Linked DNA regions of Homo sapiens: all the other regions are linked to region 1. Evidence: chromatin contacts called from ENCODE Hi-C or POLR2A ChIA-PET data. All regions are on one chromosome and are shown on one strand. Each heading gives the region's core, a stretch centred on a gene start or an enhancer-like site at or near the end of the contact. The rest is flanking DNA. Distances are from core to core; before and after follow the strand shown.

Evidence for each region. Hi-C counts contacts between places; a loop is a spot of excess contacts on that map. ChIA-PET counts read pairs that join two places held with the same protein, here RNA polymerase II (POLR2A). Pooled maps may share reads with other maps.
Region 2: a map with no recorded cell type shows a loop between it and region 1 (15-fold over the local background). The contact joins the promoter of TUSC2 here to the promoter of TRAIP in region 1. A Hi-C loop is called at or near these places in 1 of 37 single-sample maps with no recorded cell type and 6 of 50 pooled maps.
Region 3: a pooled map shows a loop between it and region 1 (9-fold over the local background). The contact joins the promoter of NAA80 here to the promoter of TRAIP in region 1. A Hi-C loop is called at or near these places in 2 of 37 single-sample maps with no recorded cell type and 9 of 50 pooled maps. POLR2A ChIA-PET finds 5 or more read pairs at or near these places in 3 of 52 experiments (A673, GM10248 and activated CD4-positive, alpha-beta T cell).
Region 4: a loop to region 1 is called in a map of B cell, with 22 times the contacts of the local background. The contact joins the promoter of GNAI2 here to the promoter of TRAIP in region 1. A Hi-C loop is called at or near these places in 1 of 168 maps with a recorded cell type or tissue (B cell), 2 of 37 single-sample maps with no recorded cell type and 10 of 50 pooled maps. POLR2A ChIA-PET finds 5 or more read pairs at or near these places in 3 of 52 experiments (B cell, H1 and activated B cell).
Region 5: a loop to region 1 is called in a map of dorsolateral prefrontal cortex, with 4 times the contacts of the local background. The contact joins the enhancer-like site here to the promoter of TRAIP in region 1. A Hi-C loop is called at or near these places in 3 of 168 maps with a recorded cell type or tissue (dorsolateral prefrontal cortex, ovary and sigmoid colon) and 20 of 50 pooled maps. POLR2A ChIA-PET finds 5 or more read pairs at or near these places in 1 of 52 experiments (CD4-positive, alpha-beta T cell).

What each region holds. Positions count from the first base shown.
Region 1 is chr3:49,854,237-49,860,007 of GRCh38, reverse strand. TRAIP (TRAF interacting protein) reads left to right here and starts at 3,444. Exons shown (of 15, transcript NM_005879.3): 1 at 3,444-3,652. The coding sequence starts at 3,555. CAMKV (CaM kinase like vesicle associated) reads left to right here. Exons shown (of 11, transcript NM_024046.5): 11 at 127-2,019. The coding sequence ends at 690.
Region 2 is chr3:50,324,827-50,330,597 of GRCh38, reverse strand. It overlaps TUSC2 (tumor suppressor 2, mitochondrial calcium regulator), which reads left to right and starts at 2,375. Exons shown (of 3, transcript NM_007275.3): 1 at 2,375-2,644; 2 at 4,121-4,241; 3 at 4,412-5,689. The coding sequence starts at 2,499. The coding sequence ends at 4,477. It overlaps RASSF1 (Ras association domain family member 1), which reads left to right. Exons shown (of 6, transcript NM_007182.5): 6 at 1-810. The coding sequence ends at 17. RefSeq lists an enhancer at 2,131-2,240 and a silencer at 5,761-5,771.
Region 3 is chr3:50,296,544-50,302,314 of GRCh38, reverse strand. It overlaps NAA80 (N-alpha-acetyltransferase 80, NatH catalytic subunit), which reads left to right and starts at 2,910. Exons shown (of 2, transcript NM_001200016.2): 1 at 2,910-3,102; 2 at 4,643-5,771. The coding sequence starts at 4,852. The coding sequence ends at 5,712. It overlaps HYAL3 (hyaluronidase 3), which reads left to right and starts at 2,910. Exons shown (of 4, transcript NM_003549.4): 1 at 2,910-3,102. It overlaps HYAL1 (hyaluronidase 1), which reads left to right. Exons shown (of 4, transcript NM_033159.4): 2 at 1-258; 3 at 1,238-1,327; 4 at 1,515-2,422. The coding sequence ends at 1,832. RefSeq lists an enhancer at 3,177-3,316.
Region 4 is chr3:50,232,615-50,238,385 of GRCh38, reverse strand. It overlaps GNAI2 (G protein subunit alpha i2), which reads right to left and starts at 2,182. Exons shown (of 9, transcript NM_002070.4): 1 at 1,933-2,182. The coding sequence starts at 2,050. RefSeq lists enhancers at 370-449, 2,304-2,914, 2,915-3,525 and a silencer at 1,975-2,434.
Region 5 is chr3:49,537,583-49,543,353 of GRCh38, reverse strand. No RefSeq gene overlaps it. Among named protein-coding and RNA genes, the nearest start is that of BSN-DT, 14 kb to the left of the region's middle. RefSeq lists a silencer at 3,162-3,391 and an enhancer at 5,598-5,771. Within about 2 kb of position 3,498, at least 24 of the 41 ENCODE cell types and tissues checked have a DNase peak (open chromatin) inside an H3K27ac peak, as active enhancers do; they include dorsolateral prefrontal cortex and ovary, where a contact is called at or near this core.

The DNA of each region.
Region 1 (5,771 bases), core at 2,195-4,694:
GAGTACTTGGCCCTGGGGTGGATGGAGGTGGCCGGGGGTACTATGGAAGGAGTTTGGTTTGGTCACTGCCAAGCAATGGATCCAGCAAGCCTCACCCTTAGCCTTTCTCCACTGTGCTCCTTTCAGAAGGCTGTCCGAGTGACCACCCTCATGAAACGGCTCCGGGCACCAGAGCAGTCCAGCACGGCTGCAGCCCAGTCGGCCTCAGCCACAGACACTGCCACCCCCGGGGCTGCAGGTGGGGCCACAGCTGCAGCTGCGAGTGGAGCTACCTCAGCCCCTGAGGGTGATGCTGCTCGTGCTGCAAAGAGTGATAATGTGGCCCCCGCAGACCGTAGTGCCACCCCAGCCACAGATGGAAGTGCCACCCCAGCCACTGATGGCAGTGTCACCCCAGCCACCGATGGAAGCATCACTCCAGCCACTGATGGGAGTGTCACCCCAGCCACTGACAGGAGCGCTACTCCAGCCACTGATGGGAGAGCCACACCAGCCACAGAAGAGAGCACTGTGCCCACCACCCAAAGCAGTGCCATGCTGGCCACCAAGGCAGCTGCCACCCCTGAGCCGGCTATGGCCCAGCCGGACAGCACAGCCCCAGAGGGCGCCACAGGCCAGGCTCCACCCTCTAGTAAAGGGGAAGAGGCTGCTGGTTATGCCCAGGAGTCTCAAAGGGAGGAGGCCAGCTGAGTAGGCAGCCTGGTGAGGGGGGGCAGGGGATGGGCAGGAGGGTGGGAGAGTGGATGAGGGGCTTCTCACTGTACATAGAGTCACTGGCATGATGCCCTCGCTCCCCCATGCCCCCACATCCCAGTGGGGCATAACTAGGGGTCACGGGAGAGCAGTCTCGTCTCCTGTGTGTATGTGTGTGAGTGGTGGGCAGGCCAGTGGCAGGGCCGGCCCCAGCCCCTGCATGGATTCCTTGTGGCTTTTCTGTCTTTTGCTAGCTTCACCAGTTTCTGTTCCTTGTGGGATGCTGCTCTAGGGATACTCAGGGGGCTCCTGCTCTCCTTCCCCTTCCCTTCTTGCCTCACCATTCCCCTAGGCAGGCCCTGCAGGTCCCACACTCTCCCAGGCCCTAAACTTGGGCGGCCTTGCCCTGAGAGCTGGTCCTCCAGCGAGGCCCTGTCAGCGGTCTTAGGCTCCTGCACATGAAGGTGTGTGCCTGTGGTGTGTGGGCTGCTCTAGGAGCAGATACAGGCTGGTATAGAGGATGCAGAAAGGTAGGGCAGTATGTTTAAGTCCAGACTTGGCACATGGCTAGGGATACTGCTCACTAGCTGTGGAGGTCCTCAGGAGTGGAGAGAATGAGTAGGAGGGCAGAAGCTTCCATTTTTGTCCTTCCTAAGACCCTGTTATTTGTGTTATTTCCTGCCTTTCCGAGTCCTGCAGTGGGCTGCCCTGTACCCTGAACCTCATGAGCCTCTAAGGGAAAGGAGGAACAATTAGGACGTGGCAATGAGACCTGGCAGGGCAGAGTACAAGCCCAGCACCCAGTGTCCCAGCCTTACTGGGTCCTTACCCTGGGCCAAACAGGGAGGGCTGATACCTCCTTGCTCTTCCTAGATGCCCACCTCCTACAATCTCAGCCCACAAGTCCTCTCCACCCTAGGGGGCTTGCTGCATGGCAATAACTCATAATCTGATTTGGAGGTTTGCCCTTTACAGGGGCAGATTTTCTGCTCAGTTCAACAATGAAATGAAGAGGAACTCCCTCTTTCTACAGCTCACTTCTATCAGAGGCCCAGGTGCCTCAGAGCCACATTGAGTTGCTTTTTCTGGGATGAGGAAGTAGGGTTAAACTCCCCAGTTTCCTGAGGGAGGCTCCTGACAGGTGCCCTTTGTCAGACCCTACCACAGCCTGGATAGGCAGCCACATTGGTCCTCGCCCTTGCTCGGCACTCCGTGGTGGTCCTGCCCTTCTCCCTGCATGCCTGTGGGTCTGCTCTGGTGTGTGAAGGTCGGTGGGTTAACTGTGTGCCTACTGAACCTGGCAAATAAACATCACCCTGCAAAGCCTCTGGCCACCCTCTCGCCTTTGCTTCCTCTGTCCTACTGGGGAGGAGCCCCTGGAAGGCAGTGGGGAAGGGAGAGGCTGGGAGCAGGTTCACAAGTAGTGGCTGGGAGTAGTAGTGAACAGTGCCCTGTGGATTTCTTGGGCTGAGGGTGAAGATCATCCTCACCACAGTGTATTCCTCAATGGTGGTGGTGGTGGGGGTCCTCTGAACTCTAGAAATCCATGTGAGTAGTGGGTCTTGGGCTGCATTTGGACCAAGGAATACTCCCTGGGCTGAGAGCTCAAGTAAGGGCTGCTGTTTTTGACTCCTGTTGACCGAGGAGCCTTACTCTTGATTTAGGCATAGAGCTGGAATCTACCTGGGCCAGCCACCGCAAGGACAGACCCTGCTCATAGCCAAAGATAGCTTCCCTGAGCTAGGGAGAGGGTGTAGGGTGAGCAATGCACAAAGATTCTATGCTGCTCTGTGTTGATTCCTTCTTTCTGTGAACACCTGTGCTTTCCACCTATGCCCCAAATGAAATCTCACTCTGGGTCTATTTCAGCTGGAGCAGATCAGCTTTATATTATGGGACTATGCACAGGGTTTCTTCTGGGTAGAGGGAGTAACACTGCCACAGATACTAAGCCTAAAAACCCAAAAGTTGACTTACTCCAGCCCAGGTGGGCCTGGGTGAACTCACCAGGGATGCTGCTCTCTGGGAGGACCTCAAAGATAACCTCCTCAAAGATAACTTCTCTGATGTGGGAATAATAAAAAGGATTTGTTAGTCTCTAGTCTTTGAAGCATCTGGGCCTCCAAAATTCCAACCCTACTACAGTCTCAAGCATAACTGATCCTCCTGAGAGCTAAGAGCTAAAGTCAGGGTACTGGCCCTAGTGTCTCCAAACTCAAGGATAGTCATATCTTACTTGGATGAAGCCAAGGTTGGCCTGGGGTGACCTGAGGGACTGGGGCCTATGTGTCCATCTTTCTAGAATCGCCCGGAACTGAGGACTGAGAGGGTAGGGTATTGTGGTCTATGGGAACTACAGACCATAGCGCATGGTCCATCACTGTCCAGAGCCCAAGGGACCCATCGGGACCATTGTTCTATTCCCTTGCGGCTGCGGTTTTCTCTGCCTTGGCCCAGCCTGCCTCGCGCCAGCTCTGGCATGGGACCACAATGCGCTGCCTTGCCCTGGAAAAGGGTCCAGCTGGCAGCCTCGCTGCTCCCCGCCTTGATATAATGCTGCGCTCTCAAGTGGCAGGTCGAGTCTCCCCAGAGGACGCCTGAGAGCGACCGCGCTCCGCCCAGGATTCTCTACGGCCTCGGGGCCGCTAAGCCCCGCCCATAGTTCCGCCCATCCGAGAATTTGTCCAATCCAGGCGAAGTATTCACGCTCCGCCCAAAGTTTTGTGTTGTCACTTCCGGCCCGCTCCAGGAAGTCGTGCTGCGGAGCCAAATTTGAAGCAAGCGGAGGCGCGGGGGCGCGTCTACGAAGCCGGACCTGTAGCAGTTTCTTTGGCTGCCTGGGCCCCTTGAGTCCAGCCATCATGCCTATCCGTGCTCTGTGCACTATCTGCTCCGACTTCTTCGATCACTCCCGCGACGTGGCCGCCATCCACTGCGGCCACACCTTCCACTTGCAGTGGTGAGTGACTGCAGTGTTGGGGCCCGGTGTTTGCCCGGGTACCGCTTCAGGGCCTTGAGGTGTTGGGCCTCCAGGCGGTCCAACCCCGGAATCCAGACAAGTGATGAGAACCTTCCTCCTAGACGAGGCCCCACGGGAGCTTCCCAACCTGGGCAGAAGTGGGTCAGGACAGGCTTTCTGGTAGAGGTGATAGCTGAGCTAAGCCTGAGGGGGACTAAGATGGCTCAGTGAAGATAGATGCTTCCTTGATCACCTATACAAACAGATGTGATTTCAAAACCGTTAGCCTGGGCAAGGGTGAGCTTTCACCACATCAACAAGTCCTTTTATTTCTTCCAGATAGAAACCTGCTAGGCTTCTGGCTACCCAAGAGAGTTTGCTGTGCCTTACTTGATGGTTTGGAATTATTCTACCCAGAGTCATCTCACTGTCCAGACACCCCAATGTATTCGCCATGTCAGCAAACCCGTTTAACATGGGGAAGGCAAGGAGATGCTCCCCTATCCAGGGGTCCTGCTGACCGTGTAGGGCCATTCTGTTGAGTGTACAGCTAGTGGGGAAAGATTCCCCTAGCAGATGTGGACAGGCCGGTTTGGACCTCCTAGCAAAAGAGATAAGGCAGCGTTACCCCTGGGAATGGTGGGTGATAATAATCACAGGGTCTTGTGGGGCTAAAGGCCCTAGGAAGCAGAAAGGCAGGCATGACACTGATGGCTGCTGGCTTACTTGCAAAGCTTTGTTTAGGCCTGTGTTGCTGACAGCCTGAGCCCCATGCTGAGGGAGCCACTGCTGTTTGGTTAGACTAGAAATTAAGCTCGCCTCTAAGCGTACTCTATTTTCTGTTTGCCTACTCTATTTTCTTCTATCCTTTTACTTTATTTATTTATTTTTATTTTATTTTATTTTTGAGATGGAGTCTCGCTCCTGTCGTGTAGGCTGGAGTGCAGTGGCGTGATCTCGGCTCACTGCAACCTCCACCTCCTGAGTTCAAGTGATTCTCCTTCCTCAGCCTCCCAAGTAGCTGACATTACAGGCGTGCGCCACCACGCCCAGCTAATTTTTGTGTTTTTCATAGACAGGGTTTCTCCATGTTGGCCAGGCTGGTCTCGAACTCCTGACTTCAGGTGATCCACCCACCTTGGCCTCTCAAAGTGCTAGGGCCTATCCTTTTACTTTAAACTTTTCTGTGTCCTTGTGTTTTACATGTATCCCTTGAAACAGCATTTATTTCTTTTTTTGTATATTAAAAAGTACTTTAGCTTACTGCAAAGATCTTTATTTTATTTTATTTTGAGACAGGGTCTCACTCTGTTACACAGGCTGCAGTGCAGTGGTGCCATCTCGGCTCACTGCAGCCTCTACCTCCTGGGCTAAGGTGATTCTCCCATCTTAGCCTCCCAAGTAGCTGGGACTACAGGCGCCTGCCACCATGCTTGACTATTTTTTTTTTTTTGTATTTTTAGTAGAGATGGGGTCTTGCTATGTTGCCCAGGCTGGTCTTGAACCCCTGGACTCAAGTAATCCACCCACCTCTGCCTCCCAAAGTGCTAGGATTACAGGTGTGAACCACCGCACCCAGCCTTGGAAAACAACATTTAGTTGGACTTTTAAAAATCCAGTCTGATAATCTTTGTATTTAACTGGACCATTTAGTCTACTTAAAATTGTTGCAATTACTGATTAAATAAAGAGTAAACATATTGTCTTTAGTCGATTCTGTTTTGCCTTGCCTATTATATCTTATTGTCTCCTTTCTTGCCTTGGTAGGAATTGGTTAAATATTCTGTATTTCTCCATTTTTCCCTCAGTTAGTTGGGTCGTTATATACCCCATTTCCATTTATAAGTGGTTATCCTAGAAATTAAGGTATGTATCCTTAACTTACCAATTTCAAGGTTAATCAACACCTTTCTCATTTTCCCAGGCAACTCAAAGAGCTTAGAATACTAACATTCTTTTCCCACTTCTACGTTATTGTTGAATATTTTAATTGTGTGTATGTGTGGTATTTTTTTCGTTGGTGTTATTTTTGAGACAGAGTCCTGCTCTCTTGCCCAAGCTGGTCTGCAGTGGTACAATCTCTGCTCACTGCAGCCTTGACCTCCTGGACTCAAGCGAT
Region 2 (5,771 bases), core at 1,126-3,625, 470 kb before region 1:
CCTGCCCCCTTGGGTGACCTCTTGTACCCCCAGGTGGAAGGCAGACAGCAGGCAGCGCCAAGTGCGTGCCGTGTGAGTGTGACAGGGCCAGTGGGGCCTGTGGAATGAGTGTGCATGGAGGCCCTCCTGTGCTGGGGGAATGAGCCCAGAGAACAGCGAAGTAGCTTGCTCCCTGTGTCCACCTGTGGGTGTAGCCAGGTATGGCTCTGCACCCCTCTGCCCTCATTACTGGGCCTTAGTGGGCCAGGGCTGCCCTGAGAAGCTGCTCCAGGCCTGCAGCAGGAGTGGTGCAGACAGAAGTCTCCTCAATTTTTGTCTCAGAAGTGAAAATCTTGGAGACCCTGCAAACAGAACAGGGTCATGTTTGCAGGGGTGACGGCCCTCATCTATGAGGAAAGGTTTTGGATCTTGAATGTGGTCTCAGGATATCCTTATCAGAGCTAAGGGTGGGTGCTCAGAATAAGGCAGGCATTGAGGAAGAGTCTTGGTTTCTCTCTACAGTGCCAACTCCTCACACACCCTGAGGTCAGGGAGTGCTGGCTCACAGTACAGCATGTGCCTTAATGCTTCATATGAGGAGGATGTCCCTGGGCCAGGGTCTGTGTGAATGTGGGCACTGGCCCAGGTTCATACCTTATTTGCTAATCAAAGCCAGGGTCTCTCCCTCAGGTGTTTTTTATGAAGTGCGTGAATGTATGTAATGTGTGGTGGCCTCAGCTGAATGCCTCCTGTGGGGAAAGGGGTTGGGGTGACAGTCATCATCAGGGCCTGGGGCCTGAGAGAATTGGCTCAATAAAGATTTCAAGATCCTCCTGCTGTTGGAATCTTTTATACATATAAAGTTTTTGTAGAGACATGAGTCTCTCTGTGTTGCCCAGGATCCTCCCAACTTGGCCTCCCAAAGTGTTGGGATTACAGGTGTGAGCCACCCTGCCCAGCCTGGACTCTTTATTATTATAGGCGCAGAGCTGCAGTTGCCCCTCATGGTGCCAGAAGTTGCCAAGGGTGATGGACAGGCTCCCAGGTGTCTTGCAAAGTCACCATGGACCAATTTGTGAAGATGTAGTATGCATACATACTTGGTCATCACTCAGCTCCCTGGGGCTCAGGTTGTGGTGGAGACAAAAATGGACTGCAGTTAGAACTTAGGGAAACTGGCTGGGCATAGTGGCTCACACCTGTAATCCCAACACTTTGGTTGGGCTAGGTGGGCAGATCACTTGAGGCCAGGAGTTCGAGGCCAGCCTGGCCAGCATGGCGAAACCCCATCTCTACCAAAAATACAAAAAAAATTTAGCTGGGCGTGGTGGTGGGCGCTTGTAGTCCCAGCTACTCAGAAGGCTGAGGCAGGAGAATCGCTTGAACCCGGCAGGCAGAGGTTGCAGTGAGTGGAGATCACACCACTGCACTCCGATAGAGCAAGACTCCAACTCAAAAAAAAAAAAAACGGCCGGGCGCAGTGGCTCAGGCCTGTAATCCCAGCACTTTGGGAGGCCAAGGCGGGTGGATCACCTGAGGTCCGGAGTTCAAGACTGCCTGACCAACATGGTGAAACCCCGTCTCTACTAGAAATACAAAAAAATTAGCCGGCATGGTGGCAGATGCCTGTAATCCCAAGTACTCGGGAGGCTGAGGCAGGAGAATCGCTTGAACCCTGGAGGCAGAGGCTGCAGTGAGCCGAGATCGTGCCACTGCACATTATCCTGGGCGACAAGAGTGAAACTCCATCTCAAAAAAAAAAAAAAACAAAACCATCCCTTCAACACACACACACCACGCTCTGGGAGAAGGTGTGGCATAACTCCTTCACCAAATACAGAGCTGCCACCGTGGACCAGACACTGCTCGTGATACCGAGGGTATAGCTGTTAACAATTCTTGCTTTCATTAAGCATGGACTCTGCTGGGTTTGAAAACACTGAATTCGAAGTTCTTCAGAACTGAATGTAACTATGTGAATCTGGCCAGTTCCTTAATTTTCTTTCAACTTGGTTAGTTCACATAAGCGTGGCAATCGCAAAAATACAGCTGTGAAAATAGAAGCCAGATGGGCACCCGGCGGTCTGGCCTTAGGCCCTGAAGTGCAGGTTTGAGGATTGGTGCTTGCGAAGTCCTGCTAGGCCTGAACTCAGGTGTTGGGGGACGTCAGAGCCGCCAAATACACCCAAAAGACCGGGAGGACTCACGGCCACCACTTTCCTCGGTGGGAGCTGTCCCAGCTGGTCAGATCGCGCTTGCTGGGACCTGGGATCTCGCAACGCATGCTGGGATGCCCAGCATCTAAGGGCGCCCATTGGTCCCGCCCCCACGACTTGAGCAACAGCCAATCAGAGGTGGCAGCGTGCGGAAGCGGAAGTGAGGTTTCCGTGGAGACAGCCGAGCCTGCGGAAGGCGGCGGCGGCGGCACCTGCGATCAGCGGCTGGGGCAGGTTATGGTAGTGCGGACTGCGGTGTGAGCAGAGCGGCCACGGGGCCCGCCATGCGCCGGCGGCCCTGACATGGGCGCCAGCGGGTCCAAAGCTCGGGGCCTGTGGCCCTTCGCCTCGGCGGCCGGAGGCGGCGGCTCAGAGGCAGCAGGAGCTGAGCAAGCTTTGGTGCGGCCTCGGGGCCGAGCTGTGCCCCCCTTCGTATTCACGCGCCGCGGGTAAGGGCATGGGTTCCACCCTGGCGGGGGGAACAGGCGGGCGGCCAGGCGTCCCGCGCCACGGGGGAACTTCCACCGCTGTACCCCACTACAGCCAAGCCAGGACGACCCCCATATTTTGAGCCTCATTGGAGCTGGGGGTGGAGAAAGCCGGGCAGTGGTCTCCTGGCGGCCTGGCCACTCTGAAAGTCTCCCTAGGGAAGAGTGGGCCTGAGGCTTGTCACTGGTCGGACCTTCCGCACGGTAAAGCTAAGCTAGGGCCTCCATAAGACCTCCATAAGATCTCTTCCTTTCATCCCTTCCGGCTCAGCCTGCATACTGAAGGGTCCTAGCCTCCCTTTCCCCCCCAGTTATTCCAAGGGGATAATAACCCTCTGTTTAGGCTGCTTTTCCTGACAGTAGTGGGGCTGAACCTTTGAGCGTAGTGGCTGGGAAAGCAGGGATAGGCCTCAGTATTGGGGGTGAGGCTGAGGAAAAAAGACCCTCACCCAGTTATGTTCTCCAGATCCAGAGCGCTGACCTACCCACCCAACCCCCAGCCCAGTCTCCCAGAGGCCCGCACAAGAGTACCAGATTGGCTTGGCTCTAGTGGGCTCCTGGAGATGGGCGCTCCCTGTGCTAGAGATTTGGCTGTAGACACCAGGAAGACCCAACAGTGGCAATTCACCAGCCACCTGGGGTGTGGGGTCAGGGGAGACGCAGCCTTCATTCCTTTGTGCTTCTTCCTAGCTTAGGCTTCTGCTATTTCAGTCTTTGACACTGGGCCAGCAGCATCTTCTGGAGTGAGACCAACATGCCCAGGCCACCACCCTGCCCACTCTAGAAGTCCTGGGTGAAGGCAAAGTCCTGATATTAGAATGGCTGCCCTTGCTGAACAAATCAAGGATGAGAACTGGCCTTGGTGGCTGCCTGGATGGTGTGCTCTGGTGTGGGCTCTCTTCTTGGGGGTCTGACATAGTAGCACTGCCCACCCATCACCTCACTTCCCACTTTCTTCTAGTAGACCCCAAACCCCAGGCAAAGGATTCTCCAGGCAGGCCAGGCACCGTGGCTCACGCCTGTAATCCTAACACTTTGGGAGATGAAGACGAGTGGATTGCCTGAGTTCAGGAGTTCGAGACCAGCCAGAGCAACATGGCAAAACCCCGTCTCTACTAAAATACAAAAAATTAGCAGGGTGTGGTGGTGCATGTCTGTAGTCCCAGCTACTTGGGAGGCTGAGGCAGGAGAATTGCTTGAACCCAGGAGGCAGAGGTTGCAGCAAGCTGAGATCGCGCCACTGCACCTCCAGCCTGGGCAACAGAGTGAGATTCTGTCTCGAAAAATTTTTTTTAAAAAAAGGATTCTCCAGGCATATTATCCTCTTTTCTTCCCACTTGGGGTTGGGAAGACCACAGACTTCCCCGTGACCTGTGACATTTGCCATGCCCAGGTGTGGGGCTCCAGCCCAGCCTGTTTCCTTCTCCCTCTACACAGCTCTATGTTCTATGATGAGGATGGGGATCTGGCTCACGAGTTCTATGAGGAGACAATCGTCACCAAGAACGGGCAGAAGCGGGCCAAGCTGAGGCGAGTGCATAAGAATCTGATTCCTCAGGTGAGGGGCTGGGCAGCGGTCACAGAGCCTACACTAAGCGTGTGGAGGTGGACCCAGATGGGATCTGTTGTCATGGTGGGGGCTTTTGCGGGGGGATCTGGGAGGAACAAGGAAGCTTCCTGAAGTAGAGGCCCTGAGCTGACCCTTACTAGCCTCTGTTTCCATGGCAGGGCATCGTGAAGCTGGATCACCCCCGCATCCACGTGGATTTCCCTGTGATCCTCTATGAGGTGTGACCCTGGGAGGTGGCAGACAGAAGCACCCCCTGCCCCGGCAAGAAACTCCCAGGCTCAATCAAGGTGTGGCTTCCATTGAGGAGCCCAGGCTGGGGCCACAACCCTGAATAAACTCTGTTGGCCCATAACCTTCAGCTGTGAGCGGGTCGGTCCCACAGTATTGGTTGGGTGTTGGTTTGTGTGTGGACAAGAGGTGGTTGGTGGGTGGTGAAGGCTAATGGCAGAGTTAGCACCCCACTCTCCCAAGCCACCCCTGCAAGCAGCACAGCAGGGCATATACCAGTCAGGAATGCCCGTTACCTGGTTCCTTGCCTGGTCTGCTTTCTTCCAAGTTTGCCTGGGGCCTAGCCCTGCTAGAGGCTACAGCACTTTACAAGCAAGGTATGCTTTCTTCCAGCCCCTAGGCTGTGGGCACTGTATACAAGTAGGAACTTCCTTTCCTTCACTTCCCTTTTAACCCCTAGTCAGAGCATTTCAGCCGTTTGCTACCTCGATTCCTCCTGTGTTGGACAGAGGCTGGGGGCAGTGCCAGCCTGATTCTTCCGACCTACCTGCCATTTGTTCCCGCCTTCAGATGGATGGACAGTTTGCTGGCTATTGATAGGAGTGGGGACTGGGTGGGGGCTTCTCCCTCTACCCAGGGCTGGGCTGATCCCCCTACTGCAACTAACTGTTGCCCCCCAACCCCGAACCCCCAGTTGAGGAGTTGAGAGAGTGCAGGCTGGGGTCAGGACAGGCTGCGGATGCTTGTGCCTATGGGGAGTTACTCCAACCCACCTATTCTGTCTAATCTCCATGGCTTTGCACCAAATCCTCCACCCCTCCAATTGGGAGGGGACTGTTCACCACCTTGTGGTAAGGGACAACACCCTAAGGCTGGTGCCAGTAGTTATGAGTAGCCTACCACCCCCTCCCTTACAGTAACCCCCACCCCTTCAGGATCAGTCAAGGGAAAGCACTAGAACCCCTGGGTAGGGAAAGAAAGGAGGGAAAAACCATAAAAGGAATACTTATAATGTGAAGGTTTGTAAATAGTCCATGATGATGTCGTGGCAGAGTCTGATTTCTATATAGAGGTGACTTTTTTTTTAAGTACTGTGCAAGCTCTGTGCTTCTATAATGTGGGAAATGGCTTGGGGAGGATGGCCCCTAGCTTAGGAAGACTGTTGTGTTATTTGTTCAATTTCAATAAAATGATTTGTAGATCCTGCACATGAGAGTGGCATCCTGTGGGGGCTCTGACACCCAGTGTCTAGACTACCACCTGGGTTCAATAGGTAGGCCTGGCACAGGA
Region 3 (5,771 bases), core at 1,661-4,160, 440 kb before region 1:
CCCAACTACACCGGCCAGTGCCCATCAGGCATCCGTGCCCAAAATGACCAGCTAGGGTGGCTGTGGGGCCAGAGCCGTGCCCTCTATCCCAGCATCTACATGCCCGCAGTGCTGGAGGGCACAGGGAAGTCACAGATGTATGTGCAACACCGTGTGGCCGAGGCATTCCGTGTGGCTGTGGCTGCTGGTGACCCCAATCTGCCGGTGCTGCCCTATGTCCAGATCTTCTATGACACGACAAACCACTTTCTGCCCCTGGTGAGTCTTCTGTAACCTGCCCACCTTGTCAACCTGCCTTGTCAGATATTAGGTCCAGCCTTGGGGTACTTTAGCTTTGGGACATTTTCTTCGTTTTTTTTTTTTTGAGACAGAGTCTCACTCTGTCACCCAGGCTGGAGTGCAGTGGCACGATCTTGGCTCACTGCAAGCTCTGCCTCCCGGGTTCATGCCATTCTCCTGCCTCAGCCTCCGAGTAGCTGGGATACAGGCGCCCGCCACCACACCCAGCTAATTTTTTGTATTTTTTAGTAGAGTCAGGGTTTCACTGTGTTAGCCAGGATGGTCTCAATCTCCTGACCTCGTGATCCATCCGCCTCGGCCTCCCAAAGTGCTGGGATTACAGGCGTGAGCCACCGCGCCCGGCCCCCAACCTTGGGACATTTTCATCCATTCATTCATCCTTTTTTTTTTTTTTTTTTTGAGACGGAGTCTTGCTCTGTCACCCAGGCTGGAGTGCAGGGGCAAGATCTCAGCTCCTGCACCCTCCACCTTCCGGATTCAAGTGATTCTCCTGCCTCAGCCTCCCAAGTAGTTGGGATTACAGGCATGCCATCAACATGTCTGGCTAATTTTTGTATTTTTAGTAGAAATGGGGTTTCACCATGTTGGCCAGGCTGGTCTCGAACTCCTGACTTCAGGTGATCCTCCCACCTCAGCCTCCCAAAGTGCTGGGATTACAGGTATGAGCCACCGCGCCTGGCGCATGGGCACATCCATTGAGTGTGCACTTGGTGCCAAGTTCTGTGCCAGGCACAGGCAATTCAACATTTATTGGAATGATGTAGTCCCTGTCTGCATGGAATTCATAGGCTAGAGGAGGAAGCAGTTTGCCTCTGGTCCCATGGCCAGAGCAGCCCCAGGTGAAGGTTATGAATTATTTGTCCCATCTAATGGTGTTCCAGCAGTCTGCCACATGGTGGGAAGGAGGCCCCACAGAGCTGTGCTGTCTCCTTCCCAGGATGAGCTGGAGCACAGCCTGGGGGAGAGTGCGGCCCAGGGGGCAGCTGGAGTGGTGCTCTGGGTGAGCTGGGAAAATACAAGAACCAAGGTGAGCTTAGGCCTGGCATGAGGGTGGGGGTGGGGGAGGGGTGGGGCCATTAAGCTGACGGGGTAGACCCTGACTTACCCTTTCTACCTGCAAAGTCCTGGCTGACCAGCAGGTGAGTGCCTCAGTGCCCTGGGTGGGTCCATACATGGCCATGGTGTCCCTGACGCTATCCTCCCTTCCCACCTAGGAATCATGTCAGGCCATCAAGGAGTATATGGACACTACACTGGGGCCCTTCATCCTGAACGTGACCAGTGGGGCCCTTCTCTGCAGTCAAGCCCTGTGCTCCGGCCATGGCCGCTGTGTCCGCCGCACCAGCCACCCCAAAGCCCTCCTCCTCCTTAACCCTGCCAGTTTCTCCATCCAGCTCACGCCTGGTGGTGGGCCCCTGAGCCTGCGGGGTGCCCTCTCACTTGAAGATCAGGCACAGATGGCTGTGGAGTTCAAATGTCGATGCTACCCTGGCTGGCAGGCACCGTGGTGTGAGCGGAAGAGCATGTGGTGATTGGCCACACACTGAGTTGCACATATTGAGAACCTAATGCACTCTGGGTCTGGCCAGGGCTTCCTCAAATACATGCACAGTCATACAAGTCATGGTCACAGTAAAGAGTACACTCAGCCACTGTCACAGGCATATTCCCTGCACACACATGCATACTTACAGACTGGAATAGTGGCATAAGGAGTTAGAACCACAGCAGACACCATTCATTCCATGTCCATATGCATCTACTTGGCAAGGTCATAGACAATTCCTCCAGAGACACTGAGCCAGTCTTTGAACTGCAGCAATCACAAAGGCTGACATTCACTGAGTGCCTACTCTTTGCCAATCCCCGTGCTAAGCGTTTTATGTGGACTTATTCATTCCTCACAATGAGGCTATGAGGAAACTGAGTCACTCACATTGAGAGTAAGCACGTTGCCCAAGGTTGCACAGCAAGAAAAGGGAGAAGTTGAGATTCAAACCCAGGCTGTCTAGCTCCGGGGGTACAGCCCTTGCACTCCTACTGAGTTTGTGGTAACCAGCCCTGCACGACCCCTGAATCTGCTGAGAGGCACCAGTCCAGCAAATAAAGCAGTCATGATTTACTTAGCTGTTTACTGAGCGCCTAAAATGTCCAGGCCCCGGTATCCAAAGGGCACAGGAAAGGCTTGTCACTCTCACCAGATCTGACGTCAGTCTAAGGGCGGCTGCTTCCCAGGGTGGGGCCCAAATTTCAAGAGGAAGCCCCACCTGATCGGACCGTTTCCAAGCTGTCCTGGGGCAGGAGGCCGGCGGGAACCGAAGCTAGACTTGTCAGAGCCTGGGGCGGGGCTGGCGGAGGCAGAGCCAGCTGGAGGCGGGGCCTGCGCCTGGCTGAAGTGACGTGCTGGGCTGGGGCAGGGCCTGGAAGAAGCCAAATCGAGGCGGGACCTAAGCTGTGACGCAAGGAGAAGGAGGAGGGGCCTGTATGGGGCCGGGTGGGGAGGAGGCGGACTCAAATGGAGATGGGGTGGGGCTCAGCAGGGGCGGAGCCAGGGTAGAGACTGAGTCGGCGCCTGGCGGGTGTTGTGACGCGCAAACCAGGGGCGGGTTCTAAGCGGCGACGCGCGGGTGCTGGGAGGCCTTAGAACGCCGTGGCGTGCCGCAGGACGCGACGGCTGCAGAACATCCGCCGCACCGCTGGGGGCCAACGTTGTCGGACCGAGGAGTCCGAGGTGGCGACTGAGTGAGATACCCAGCTGTGCGGAGCTAGGACGCGGAACATCCCAGAGGCCAGCATCAACATGTCAGTACCGCACCCTTCCCATTTGCTGCCTGTAGGTCCACCCCGCGCGTGCGGTCCCCAAGTGGCCATGCCACCCTGCACGCCCTCCCCGCGTCAGTCGTTCGTTTCCAGACCATGCCGAGCCACACCTGCCCACAGAGTCGAGCTCTCGAAGTCCTCATTCCCAAAAGCTCCACAGCCTGTGACCCACTAGGAGGGAGGGGGAAACCGAGGCCCGGGAGAGACGGAGAAGCCACTCTCTGAGGACCCCGGAGCCCCGCCCACAGTGGGTGGGGTCGGCACTGAAGGGGTTAAGGCCGCGGGGAAGCCCCGGGCTCAGCCCTAGGGGCGGATCCTGGGGCTTCCTCCCTCTAGACCAAAGGGTGCGGCTGCTGCAGAGGTGGCTGATGCAGGTGAGGGGCTTACAGCCCTGTGAATGGTGTGGGAGGTGAGGGGAGGGGGGTGCCTGTTACTGACCAGTGTTTAATTGGCCTCAAGCTCAGGAGAGGTAAGGGGAGCCAGGAGGCCCCCTCTGGAGCAGGTGAGTAGAAGGAGGGGGCTCAGCTGCCCGCCCACGACTAGAAAACCCCCAGCATAGACCTGCCGGACGGCAGGACCTTGGTTAAGATGGGAAAACAGTAGGGTTTGGGCACAGGAGGTCTGGGCCCCCAACCTGGTGACCGTTGGACACCCTGTGGATATAGGAAGGAAGCTGTGGTCCTTATCTAGGGTGCCTGCGAAACTCAAGCCAGTGGGGAACCAAGCCTGCAGAGGCAATACTGCTGTGTGACTGTGGGCCAGGCCCAGTGCTGGTGCTGCTGGGGCCCCATCTGAGGAGACAGTTGGGTCTATATCCAAAGTGTCCTGAGATGGGCAGAGTTGGGAAGGGGGCCATGGGCTCCAGGTGGGGAAGGCAGTCAAGACAGGCCAAAGCTCAGCCTGATGGGTGCATGAGTGGGGCCCCAGGATCCACTAAGGCAGTGGGCATAGCCCAGGTAGTTGAAAAGGCTGGGAGCTGGAGGAGACTCGGAACATAGGGAGAAGAAAGGGACAGGAAGACTCCCGGGCAGTTTTTCCTATGGAGGGAACCTTGGGTAGGTTTGAGCAGGGGGTATAGTGTCTGCTTTGCATCTTCTATCCCATGCCCTAGTGGTGGACTAGGAGGACTACTGGAAGACAGAAGGCCAGCAAGTAGATTGGGTCGGCTGTTTTATAGACCTGGTGGTTACAGACCCCCTGTGAGGGGAGGTCCTGAGGAGGACAAATTTGTAGCCAGAGCAGGCTGGGGCCAGGACTCCTAGGTTCTGCCCCAGCCTTAAGCAGCTCATCCATCACTCCCAGCCTCCCTCCAATGTGGGGTAGACACCTGGATCTATCTGCCCTGCTCTATAGGGGATGGGTCTCTTCCAGGTCACCTGTGCTATCAGGTGAGTGTGGGACAAAGTGCAGCCCACCACTCCCCAGTTCCAGTATGCATGGTCCCCCCTGCACTCTGTCAGCCCTTCCCTGCTCCAACCCCACCCTCCCTCCTGGCACAGCCCAGCATGGCTGTTATCTACAGGAGGAGAGCCACTGTGGTCTGAAGAGATGCTACTGCCTGGAGACTGGGGTCTTAACCTCCAGCCTGGCACTGAGCCACCTGCAACCTAGCAGCAGGTGACCTTGGCTCCCAGCCTGACTCAGCTGAACCTGGATCCTGTGCATAGGCAAGAGCTGACTCTGAGCCCTGGCCCAGCCAAGCTGACCCCTACACTAGACCCTACACACCGGATGGAGCTGATCCTGAGTACCAGCCCAGCTGAGCTGACTCTGGATCCTGCGTGCCAGCCAAAGCTGCCCCTGGATTCCACATGCCAACCAGAGATGACCTTCAATCCTGGTCCAACTGAGCTTACCCTGGATCCTGAACACCAGCCAGAGGAGACCCCAGCTCCTAGCCTGGCTGAGTTGACCCTGGAGCCTGTGCACCGCCGACCCGAGCTCCTGGATGCTTGTGCTGACCTCATCAATGATCAGTGGCCCCGCAGCCGCACCTCCCGCCTGCACTCCCTGGGCCAGTCCTCAGATGCCTTCCCCCTCTGCCTGATGCTGCTAAGCCCCCACCCCACACTTGAAGCAGCACCCGTTGTGGTGGGCCATGCCCGCCTGTCACGGGTGCTGAACCAGCCCCAGAGCCTCTTAGTGGAGACAGTGGTGGTGGCCCGGGCCCTGAGGGGCCGTGGCTTTGGCCGCCGCCTCATGGAGGGCCTGGAGGTCTTTGCTCGGGCCCGGGGCTTCCGCAAGCTGCATCTCACCACCCATGACCAGGTGCACTTCTATACCCACCTGGGCTACCAGCTGGGTGAGCCTGTGCAGGGCCTGGTCTTCACCAGCAGACGGCTGCCTGCCACCCTGCTTAATGCCTTCCCCACAGCCCCCTCTCCCCGGCCACCCAGGAAGGCCCCAAACCTGACTGCCCAAGCTGCCCCAAGGGGTCCCAAGGGACCTCCATTGCCACCACCCCCTCCCCTACCTGAGTGCCTGACCATCTCACCCCCAGTTCCATCAGGGCCCCCTTCAAAAAGCCTGCTGGAGACACAATATCAAAATGTGAGGGGGCGCCCCATATTCTGGATGGAAAAAGACATCTGAGGCCATCCAGGGCAAGGAACTGTCTTTCTGGTTCAATAGACTGCCCCGACAGTCTACAA
Region 4 (5,771 bases), core at 933-3,432, 380 kb before region 1:
AGCAGGCCTGGTGGGATGGGGGACCCTTCTGGTGTCGGGACACAAAACTAGCCAGAAGCCCTGCGTTCCCCCAGCTCTATGGTCCAGTCTTGCATTTCCTCGGCCACCACAGTAACTGCAATCGCCTGGGGAGAGGCTGTCTAGAGACTCCTGGCTGGGCACTGGGAGGCAGCGGTACCGGAAGTGCCCTCCCCAGGCCCGTCGGGCAGCAGCAGCAGCAGCGACGGGCATTCCGCCGCGTCGACACCCACTCACTGCCGCTGCCGCACTCACAGCAGAGACAGGAAGAGGCAAGCGCCCAACGCAAAGCAGCCCAGGAGGCTGGGCCGCCGCCCCTTCCCGCCCCTTCTCTTCCTCCCTGAGGCAGCAGCGAAGCGGATGCCATTTTGAAACCTCCAAGGCTGTGCCCCGGAGGCCGGGTCCGCAGGGACAGTCAACAGATGGCCCATAATGGACATACATGCTGTTCCTCGGCCACAGGTCCAGCACGAAAAGCCCTGCTTTTCACAGCCTGGGAGCCCTATGACAGTTCTGAAGTCGAGGGGCCACACCCCCCCATGCACTTCTCAGCCTACAACGGTGCTGCGCTGTTGCAAGGGCCTCCCTCCCCCCAACTCTAAAACCCCCAAATCAAAATTAGACTGCCACTGGGCACCACACCTACTTCCAGTGGGAAGCTGGATGGGGACAGCCAGTAGGCCCACCGTCTTTGCAAAAGGCCAGCTGGGATGCTCAGAGGCACCCTGGCCCACCCCCAGCTGGCCCCTCAACTCCTCATTCAGCTAGTCCACCATCCCCCTTCACAGGGTCCCAAGATCCAACAAGCCCCCCAACTCTCAGAGGCTACATCCCAGGCCTTGCAGCCCAGAAGGGGTGTGGGCAGCCCAGCACCTACTAGCAGATCTCCTGGGCTCACCCGCAGGGGCAGCAATATGTCGGCTGTCTCACCACTTCCACTTCCCCCCACTCCTCTAGCAGCCACCATCTTTTCTGGCCTTGGAGGCGGCCACAACCCTAACTCCTCCACTCTCTCTCCTACTTCCCAGACTGGCCTTCGAAACTGGAAAACATAGAGCCTCCTTGGGAAGCCTGAGGCCTGGCCCCCTCCCCCAGCGTGACCAGTGGAGCCTCAATCCAGCCCCGTGGGGGTTCTGCATAAGGCAGCCTAGGCCCTCTCCAACCCAGGGCTCCCGCCTCCTAGCCCAGCCCACTTGGTGCAGGAAGGGTGGAGGGATCTGGGGAAGGCCAGAGTGTAAGAGGACTTAGGGGAGGATCAGCAGAGGGTTTCGGGAGTGATGCCTGCAGAGAAGGATCTGGAGGGCAGGAAGCAGGGAGCAGGGCTCGCTGAAGGGGTTCCAGCTGGAGATGGGGCTCAAGAGCAGTTTCCCACTCGAGAGGTTCCTTGGGTCAGAGTGCACAGGTGGAGGATACAGATTCCAGACTAGGGATGGGGCACAGAAGGAGAAGGAGGGAGTGGGTGGGGGGCCTGGCAGGGGCCCCGCGGGATGCTCATGCCCAATAGGAATAAAAGGCGCAGGTGAGGAAAACAAGCGGAGCCTGAGGGTTGGGGAACAAGTGGCGGGCATCCTGGGGGTTTGGGCAAAGTGTAGGGAAGGATGGCGGGGCTCTGAAGTTCTGTGAAGCTAGTTAGCAAGGGGGGATGGCCAAGCAGGGCACTGGACCGCGGGTGTTGGGGCACTGTTGACTGGATTTGGAGGTCTGGGGTCTGGGATGAGACAGGGGTCTGGTCTAGAGTCTGGGCAGGATCAAAGGTCTAGTCCAATCTAGAGTTTTCAACCCTGGTCCTGGCCCAGGTGTGGGGTCCCAGACAGCCCGGGTCTGGGAGTTTGAAGCCCTAGTCTGGGAGGTCAAAGTCCTTGTCTGGGGATTCGAGCTGGGAATCAAGGATCCCAGTGCGGGACGCGGCCTCACCCAACAGCAGCAACTTCACCTCCCGCGCCGCCTTCTCTCCGTCCTCCCGCAGGTTCTTGTCGATCATCTTAGAGCGCTCGGCCGCCGCCTTGTCCTCGGCGCTCACGGTGCAGCCCATCCCGCCGTCCGCCGGCCCGGCCGCCGCCCGGCCCCCACACGGCCCACGGCCCGGCTCGGCCCCGCCCGACCCACTCCGCTCCCACCACCAGCCCTCTGCGGGAAGCACTCGGGTCGGCAGTTCCGAGCGACTGCGGGAGGCGCCTTCCCTACCGCCGCGCACCGACGGCGGGGCGGGCCGGGGGTGGGGCCTGGGCGAACCAAGCCTGTGACTGGGCCGGGGCGGGCTTGCAGGCGGGGCCAGAGGAGATTAGAGGCTGTTGATTGGCTCGAGGGCGGAGCGAAGGGGGAAGTTAGGCGCAGCCCAGGCTCGGGCCTGGGCTGCAGGCGGGGCCACGCGGAGAAAAGGCAATAGGGGTGGTTCCAAACCCCGGGACCCGGCACTGGGCGGGCTGCAGGCGGGACCGGGCTGTGATTGGGTGCGGAGCGCCGGGAGCTCTGTTGCTGGACAGCCGGGAGGGCGGATCTGTTAACCCGAGGGTGGGGATCCGGTGCCCTCGAGGGCAGAGCAGGAACCAGCCCTCTGAGCTTCTGCGAGTTGGGCGAGTTAGGTGGAGGAGGCGTGTCTTTGTCATTTGTTAAAGTTAATGAGTCCAGTAAACTTGTTTTGGGATCTACGAACTCGGGAGCCTTTCTGGACTGCGGTTTTCTCAGTCTTAAGGCGGGTTTACCGCCTTCTCCCTCTGGGTTGCAGCTAGTCGAAAAAGGAAAAAAAAAGGCCGGGCGCAGTGGCTCACGCCAGTAATCCCAGCACTTTAGGAGGCCGAGGCGGGCAGATCACTTGAGGTCAGGAGTTCTAGACCAGCCTGGCCAACATGGTGAAACCCCATCTCTACTAAAAATACAAAAATTACCCGGGCGTGGTCGTGGGCGCCTGTAATCCCACCTGCTCAGGAGGCTGAGGCGGGAGAACTGCTTCAACCCGGGTGGCGGAGGTTGCAGTGAGCCGAGATCGCGCCATTCATTGCACTCCAGCTTGGGCGACAGAGCAAGACTCCGTCTCAAAAAAAAAAAAAAAAATTGGTTTCCATCTTTACACCTTTGCCTAGGCTGTCTCCTTTAGCTGGGTGGCTTCTCATATCCATCCTTCCCCAATCTACCGGGAGGCATTCTTCGGCAGGCAGCCATCCTGGACTCCAATCTGGGACCAGGCAATCAGGACCCAAGGGAGAAAGGGAGAGAGGATGAGAGGGTGGAGAGGGAGGAAGAGAGGAGGGCGGGCAGGCAGGGTGAGGGGGTTGGGAGGGAAGAAAGAGGAAGAAGTTGCCACTGGACTTCTAGAAACAAAAGTGGCCATGATCTTATGACCTGTCTCTTCCATGGCCTGTCCACGTCTGGAGGTGGCCATGATCCCACATCCCACCCTCCTGTGGCCTGTCCCCACTGGGCAATGGCTGCAACCCTATGGCCAGGCAAAGGTGGGGTGGAAGCAGCAGTGTTTCTAGCTGAACATTTCAAGTCTTTCTGATCCTGTGCTCCAGGAGCAGCCCAGAGCCCCACCCTCGATTGGACATTTGAAGGGTCTGCCAAAAATTAACCACGAAGGCATTTTGTGTGACCCCAGTGCCATGAGGCTAGGAGGCCCCAGCCCAAAGGGAAGGCCCCTGAAGCAAGACAGGGTGCTTGCCACCAACAGCCCGGTGTTTAGCATAAACCCCTTCCTTAGAACCTTGGTACACATTTTGGCTGGGCATGGTTGCTCATGCCTATAATCCCAGCAACTCTGGGAGGCTGAAGCAGGCAGATCTCTTGAGGTCAGGAGTTCGAGACCAGCCTGACCAACATGGAGAAACCCTGTCTCTACTAAAATACAAAAAATTAGCGGGGTGTGGTGGTGGGCACATGTAATCCCAGCTACTTGGGAGACTGAGGCAGGAGAATCACTTGAACCCAGGAGGCGGAGGTTGCAGTGAGCTGAGATCATGCCATTGCACTCTAGCCTGGGCAAGAGTGAAACTCCATTTCAAAAAAAAAAAAAAAGACCGGGCACGGTGGCTCACGCCTGTAATCCCAGTACTGGGAGGCCGAGGCGGCAGATCACGAGGTCAGGAGATGGAGACCATCCTGGCTAACACGGTGTATTTTGTACTAAAAATACAAAAAATTAGCCGGCGTGGTGGCGGGCGCCTGTAGTACCAGCTACTCAGGAGGCTGAGGCAGGAGAATGGTGTGAACCCAGGAGGCGGAGCTTGCAGTGAGCTGAGATTCTGTCTCTGCACTCCACCCTGGGTGACAGAGCAAGACTCCGTCTCAAAAAAAAAAAAAAAAAAAAAATCAGCTGGGCGTGGTGGCACGTGCCTGTAATCCTGGTTACTCAGGAGGCTGAAACAGGAGAATCACTTGAACCTGGGAACTGGAGATTGCAGTGAGCTGAGATCACACCACTGCACTCTACCCTGGGCAACAGAGCAGGACTCCGTCTCAAAAAAAAAAAAAAAAAAAAAGAACCTTGTTACACATTTTGTTCCAGCTCCCAATCCCCAGGCTGGCTGTTCTCCCTGGAGTGTCTGCATATCCCTATCTGAATGTCTCTCTTGTTGAGGGGTCATTGGCCTGGAAGTCCTCCAATGACTCCCTCAGGCCCCCCTCCTGTCCTGAGACATAGGATATGATGTCCCATGTCCACCACTGCTCTGAAGCTCAAGCAGGCCCTGCCATGGGCATGCAACATGTTGAGGACACATAATGTCCACCAGGGCCACAGATATGCTGTAGACACCCACACATAGGTCAGTCTCCAACATGCCTCAGATCCACAGAACACACTCTACAAAAATGGGTACACATGGCCAAGAATACAATCTGTCCACGCACAGACTACAAACTGGCTTCCAAGGTGGGACCCTCCCCTTCCCTCTACCTGTCACCCTGCCCCAGGCTTGAGAGCTGATCCTCGCTCCTCTGGCCTCTCTAGCCTGCTCCTAGCAACAGCCAACAGCTCTCACAGTTGCCAGGCAACAGGGAGAACCTGTCAGCCCCTTGGAGGCCCAGCTCTCAGTAGGTGGGCGCAACACAGACCCCAATCTATGGAGGCAGGGCAAGATGGGGCTACTGGAAGGCATGGCCTTCCCCAGCCCCAGGCCAGGTCCTGTGGTTATGGCACCCTTCCCGCCAGTCAGCTGCTCCTTTCCAGTCCTATGCTCTTCCCAGGGAGTCCAGCAACCCTTGCTTCCACCCTGCTAGCTGCTCCTTCTCCATCTCCATGGGGTCCCCAGGGCTATGGCCAGGCCTCTGCTTGCCACTCCACTCATACACCTCCCACTCTGGGGGCTCAGAACCCCACAAGGTCCTCTCCAGCCTGACTTCTTTGATTGCCAGCCCCATGTCCACCACTGCTCTGAAGCCTCCCCGAGACACCCAGGCACCTCAAATCCACACTGTCCAGAACTGGGTACATCCCATCCCACTGGCCCCTGTTCCCAGGCTCTCCACCACTTCATGATCCCCCCACCAGCCACAGCAATGACCCCCTCCCCTACCCCTATATGCCATCAGCCTCTTCCCTACCTCAATTTCCCCTCCAATCTGTATTTGTTCTCTGTCCCCACTATCTCCCAGCCTAGGATTCTAACGTCTTCCTTGGCTCTCCTGTTTCCCTACAATTTATCCTCCACATGGCAGCCAAGGGCATCCTACTGAAAGAAATCACATCACCCCCTTGCTCGGAAACTTTCTGTGGTTCCCCAATGCCCTGAGAATAGATGAAGCCCCCACACACACTG
Region 5 (5,771 bases), core at 2,249-4,748, 320 kb after region 1:
CTGGTATTTAATCTTAGCCTGTTTCTCCTTTGGCACTTTATGTTCTTCCTCCCTGTTGTTGAAGACCTTGAAGGACAGATTTAAAAGGTCCCTTTGTGGGGTTTGGGGTCCCTCCTCTAGTTTTTGCAGCTGTTTCCTGATATCTGGTGCTGATTGTGAAATGCAATGTAAGTGAAGATAGGTTTGACCCTCTTGTGATTCAGGGTCTAGTTTTGTGTATTTGAGCATAGTCTCTAATAACCTTGATAGGAAAAGAGCTGGATTTTCATTTGGGCCTTGGGTTATTTCTCTAATTTTTTCATAATTTACTACCTTATCGGCATGGGCACATTTTTCCATGCCAGCCACGAGACAAGTGACCATATGGTTACGGCATTGGGTGCCAGGGTCCCCCTGTTGTTAAGTCCATTCGGGGTCGGCTAGGGGAACAGCAATGGCCGCAACAGGATTATGGACTGTATCCTGCTGATGAAGTGTGTCGGCATGGGCTTGAGCAGCTAGCCAAATATGCTCTTTCTCATCTAGGGTGAGAGTGGCTGACAGGATAACATAAATGTCATGCCAAGTAAGGTTATGTGACTGAGTAATATAAAGAAATTCCTTCTGGAAGTGGGATGGGCCAGTGGAAAAGGAGCCAAGGAGCCTCTCAACCTCCGACATGTCTGAGATTGAAAAGGGAACATGAACCCTGACTATGCCTTCTGCCCCAGCTACTTTGCAAAGGGGAAGGGTGGCCGGGGTCTGATTTTTTTTTTTTTTTTTTTTTTTTTTGAGATGGAGTTTCACTCTTGTTGCTCAGGCTGGAGTGCAATGGTGCAATCTCGGCTCACCGCAACCTCCGCCTCCTGGGTTCAAGAGATTCTCCTGCCTCAACCTCCCAAGTTGCTTGGATTACAGGCATGTGCCACCATGCCCAGCTAATTTTGTATTTTTAGTAGAGACGGGGTTTCTCCATGTTGGTCAGGCTGGTCTTGAACTCCTGACCTCAGGTGATCTGCCCGCCTTGGCCTCCCAAAGTGCAGGGATTATAGGCATGAGCCACCGCACCCAGCCCTGATTGTTTTTTGAATGAGTGACAGGTGGATAGGGGAATGAGAGAGATGGCAATGGTGCTGGCGGCTCTTGGGGAGCCTGGGGCTGGAGATATGGTGGACATTCCTCAGCAGGGTTGAAATTCCTTTCAGGGGCTGAAGGGGAGGGGTGAAAAGGGGACTGGGAGTTTTCGTTTAGCAATAAAACTTGATGAGGGGAGCAAGACTGATAGAGGGAAAGTTTTGAGTGTAAATACATGAAATCTTGGATATAAGGGACCTCGGACCAGTTGCCATTTTGTTGTAAGAAATTGTTAAGATTGCTCGGGCTGGGCCGAGCGCGGTGGCTCATGCCTGTAATCCCAGCACTTTGGGAGGCCGAAGTGGGCAGATCATGAAGTCAAGAGATCAAGACCATCCTGGCAAACACGGTGAATCCCCTTCTCTACTAAAAATACAAAAATTAGCTGGGCGTGGTGGCACGTGCCTGTAGCCCCAGCTACTCGGGAGGCTGAGGCAGGAGAATCGCTTGAACCTGGGAGGCAGAGGTTGCAGTGAGCCGAGATTGTGGAGTGCACTCCAGCCTGGTGACAGAGCGATACTCCATCTCAAAAAAAAAAAAAGATTGTTTGGGCTGGGCATTGTGGCTCACGCCTGTAATCTCAACACTTTGGGAGGCCAAGGCGGGCAGATCACCTGAGGTCAGGAGTTTGAGACCAGCCTGGCCAACATGGCGAAACCCCATCTCTACTAAAAATACAAAAAACTAGCTGGGTGTGGTGGTACACACCTGTAATCCCAGCTACTAGGGAGACTGAGGCAAAAGAATCTCTTGACCCTGGAAGGCAGAGGTTGCAGTGAGCTGAGATTGTACCACTGCACTCCAGCCTGGATGACAGAGCGAGACTCCGCCTCAAAAAAAAAAAAAAGAAAAAAAAAAAACGATTGCATTGAAGTTGGGGCTTGAAAGTGCCACTTTCCGGCCAGTAACTCAGTAACTGACATTATCCAGTTTGTACTGTGGCCAGGCCACGGTGCAGAAGAAAATTAACTGTTTAGGTTTTATAATGTCAGTAAGTCCCAACTGAACGTTGATTTTGTTGTTTTTGTTTTTGTTTTTGTATGACAGAGTTTCGCCCAGGCTAGAATGCAGTGGCGAGATCTCGGCTCACTGCAACCTCCACCTCCCGGGTTCAAGCGGTTCTTCTGCCCCAGCCTCTCGAGTAGCTGGGACTACAGGTGTGCACCACCACACCTGGCTAGTTTTTGCATTTTTAGTAGAGACGGGGTTTCACCATGTTGGCCAGGCTGGTCTTGAACTCCTAACCTCAGGTGATCCACCCGCCTTGGCCTCCCAAAGTGCTGGGATTACAGGCGTGAGCCGCTAGGCCCGGCCTCTCTCAAGACCTTTTGCAACGGAAGTGGGAAGTGATCCTAGACTACTGGCTCCAATTCCCTAGAAAGGGAGCTGGTCTGGCGTGAGCTCTGGACCATTTTGGCAGGCTCCAAACTTGGTTTTGCCCTCTATAGCCTAAGGATGCGACACCATGCGGACAGAAGACAACAGCACCCTCAGCCCTGGCCCTGGCCAGCTCCCAACTGGATGTCCCTGCTGTTCCAATGCATGCCTAGAGCTGTGAAGACTGCTTTGGGAAAGGTGTTTCCTGGGGTTTCAGGGTACCCCCACTCAGGGAAAGAGTAAGTCGCCAGCAGCCTCATCCCACGTCTGCTTCTAGTGCCAAGCAGGGGGACCCAATCACACAAGTGGAGGCACCTCATCTCCATCCAGTACCCTCCCAGATCTCACAGTACCCTATCAGGCTACCCCCTTTAGGCGGTGCCCTCAGGAGCTCTCTGGCTGGAGGAAGGAGAGACAGAGAGGCCCTGCAAGCGCTGAGCTCTATCTATACCGTGTGCAGGTCCCGCGCTGGCTCCGCGGGGCACGGGGCCTGGAGGCAGGCAAACGCTAAGGCGAGGGAGTACGCACAGGAGGGCTCCTTATTGGTTCCCCACCTCTGAATTAAAGGTTTGCTGACTGGGGTCTCGGTAGCGGAAGCCTGGGCCCCAGACTCGCCCCTCTTATTGCCTGCTCGCTTCCCTTGCCTAGGGAGAAGGGCACTGGCGAATCACAGGCTCCCCAGTTGCAGCTACACTCGCCCCGATGCCCTCAGGGACTGTGCGGCAGTGGTGGAGAGAAGACAAGTCTAGTTACACCACCAGCTAGCGGCCGCGCTCGGACTGGCTCCCCGCGGTTGGGCTACTCGCGGGCTTCGCCCCGCCCGCCCGCCGGCCCCACGGCCTTAGCCCTGCCCACAGCCCCGCTCGGCCCCGCGCTGCCGGAGATTTTCGTCCGCTCCCGAGCGGCCTCAGCTCGACCCACGGCCGGCCTCCGGAGGCTAGCGCTTTCCGGGAGCTGGCGGCGTTATTAGCCCCGCCCACAGCCCGACTCTTCAGCCCCGCCCACCGCTGGCGACTTAATCCTCTGGCGCCACCTCCTGGGAGGCCGCGGACACTGTCTCCCTCTTCGGCCCAGAGCTGCTCCTGGCAGTCCACTCTGCTGGGCTCACCTGGGGGGCATCTGGAGCCACTACCAAGGTTGGGAGCTCTCCCTATCCCCAGCCCGAACCTGCCCAAGGCCCTGCGTCTCGCCACACGGAGCCTTCACAGGGACATGGACAGAACAATTCGTCTGACCCGAACTGAGACTCTAGGATAATCGCCACCAAAACTGGGGGTAGTGGGGCTAACCAGGGCCCCAGCAACCCGGTCTTCATGCTGCCCATGCCCTAGGCTGTCCTTAGGAGGGCCCCTCCTGCAGGAGCACCCGAACTCCAGCTGATGGGAGCCCCCACTTTGAACCTCTTGCCGAACCTCCTCTAGATCTTCTAGGGTCCCCACAGGGAAATGGTACCCAGCATTTCTCCATAGGTGCTTCAAATAATTCTTTGCTGCTCTACAACAGGAACAGAATTTCATCATCAGAATTAAACCTGGCCGGGCACGGTAGCTCACGCCTGTAATCCCAGCACTTTGGGAGGCCGAGGTGAGTGGATCACCTGAGGTCAGGAGTTCAACACCAGCCTGGCCAACATGGTGAAACCTTGTCTCTACTAAAAATACAAAAATTAGCCGGCCGTGGTGGCGGATGCCTGTAATCCCAGCTACTCCAGAGGTTGAGGCAGGAGGATCGCTTGAATCCGGGAAGTGGAGGTTGCAGTGAGCCGAGATGGTGCCACTGCACTCCAGCCTGGCCGACAGAGCAAGACGCTGTCTCAAAATAATAATAGTAGTAGTAGTAATAATAATAATAATAATAATAATAATAATAATAATAATAATAAAACCTAAAGTGTTTGGGTCATATTTAGAACTGAACACGCCTCACACTAGCCACAAGACCCAGACCAATAACTCCCTTGCCCTCTCTGGGCCTCAGTGACTTTGCCTCAAGGTAGTTGTGAGGAAGGTGAGCAAAACAGGGAAAGAGTCACCAATGGATTTGGATTTTTAAGATATTGAAATCCCAGGCCAGGCGCGGTGGCTCACGCCTGTAATCCCAGCACTTTGGGAGGCCAAGGCAGGCGGATCACAAGGTCAGGAGATCGAGACCATCCTGGCTAAAACGGTGAAACCCCGTCTCTACTAAAAATACAAAAAAATTAGCCGGGCGTGGTGGCGGGCACCTGTAGTCCCAGCTACTCGGGAGGCTGAGACAGGAGAATGGCATGAACCCAGGAGGTGGAGCTTGCAGTGAGCTGAGATTGGGCCACTGCACCAGTCTGGGTGACAGAGCAAGACTCCATCTCAAAATAATAATAATAATAATAATAATAATAATAATACAAAAAATGAGCCAGGCGTGGTGGCACACACCTGTAGTCCCAGCTACTTGGGAGGCTGAGGCAGGTGAATCGCTTGAACCTGGGAGGCGGAGGTTGCAGTGAGCCAAGATGGCACCACTGCACTCCAGCCTGGGTGACAGAGCGAGACTCCGTCTCAAAAAAAAAAAAAAAAAGGAAATCCCAGCGCTTTGGGAGGCCAAGGCGGGAGGATCACTTACTTGAGGTCAGGAGTTCGAAACCAGCCTAGCCAAGATGGCGAAACCCCATCTCTACTAAAAAAAATACAAAAATTAGCTGGGTGTGGTAGCACGTGCCTGTAGTCCTAGCTACTTGGGAGGCTGAGACATGAGAATCGCCTTAACCCCGGAGGCAGAGGTTGCAGTGAGCCAAAATCACAACACTGCACTCTAGCCTGGGCCATAGAGCAAGACTTTCAAAAAAAAAAGAAAAAAAGAAAAAAAGAAATAGGCCGAGTGCAGTGGCTCATGCCTATAATCCTAGGACTTTGGGAGGCTGAGGTGGGTGGACTGCCTGAGCTCAGGAGTTCGAGACCAGCCTGGGTCACATGGTGAAACCCCATCTCTACTAAAATACAAAAAATTAGCCAGGCGTGGCAGCATGCACCTGTAGTCCCAGCTACTCAGGAGGCTGAGGCAGGAGAATTGCTAGAACCCAGGAGGCGGAGGTTGCAGTGAGCTGAGATTGTGCCACTGCACTCCAGCCTGGGCGACAGAGCAAGACTCAGTCTCTAAAAAAAAAAAAGAAAAGAAAAGAAATAGAGAAATGAAGCTCACTCTTGAAAGACTGATGCTTGAATTGGGCCTTCTTTGCTTTAGGGGAGCTAGGAAAGGGCCTCTCCTAGGAGCTTGTTCAACCTGTGGGCAACAAGGGGAGGCGA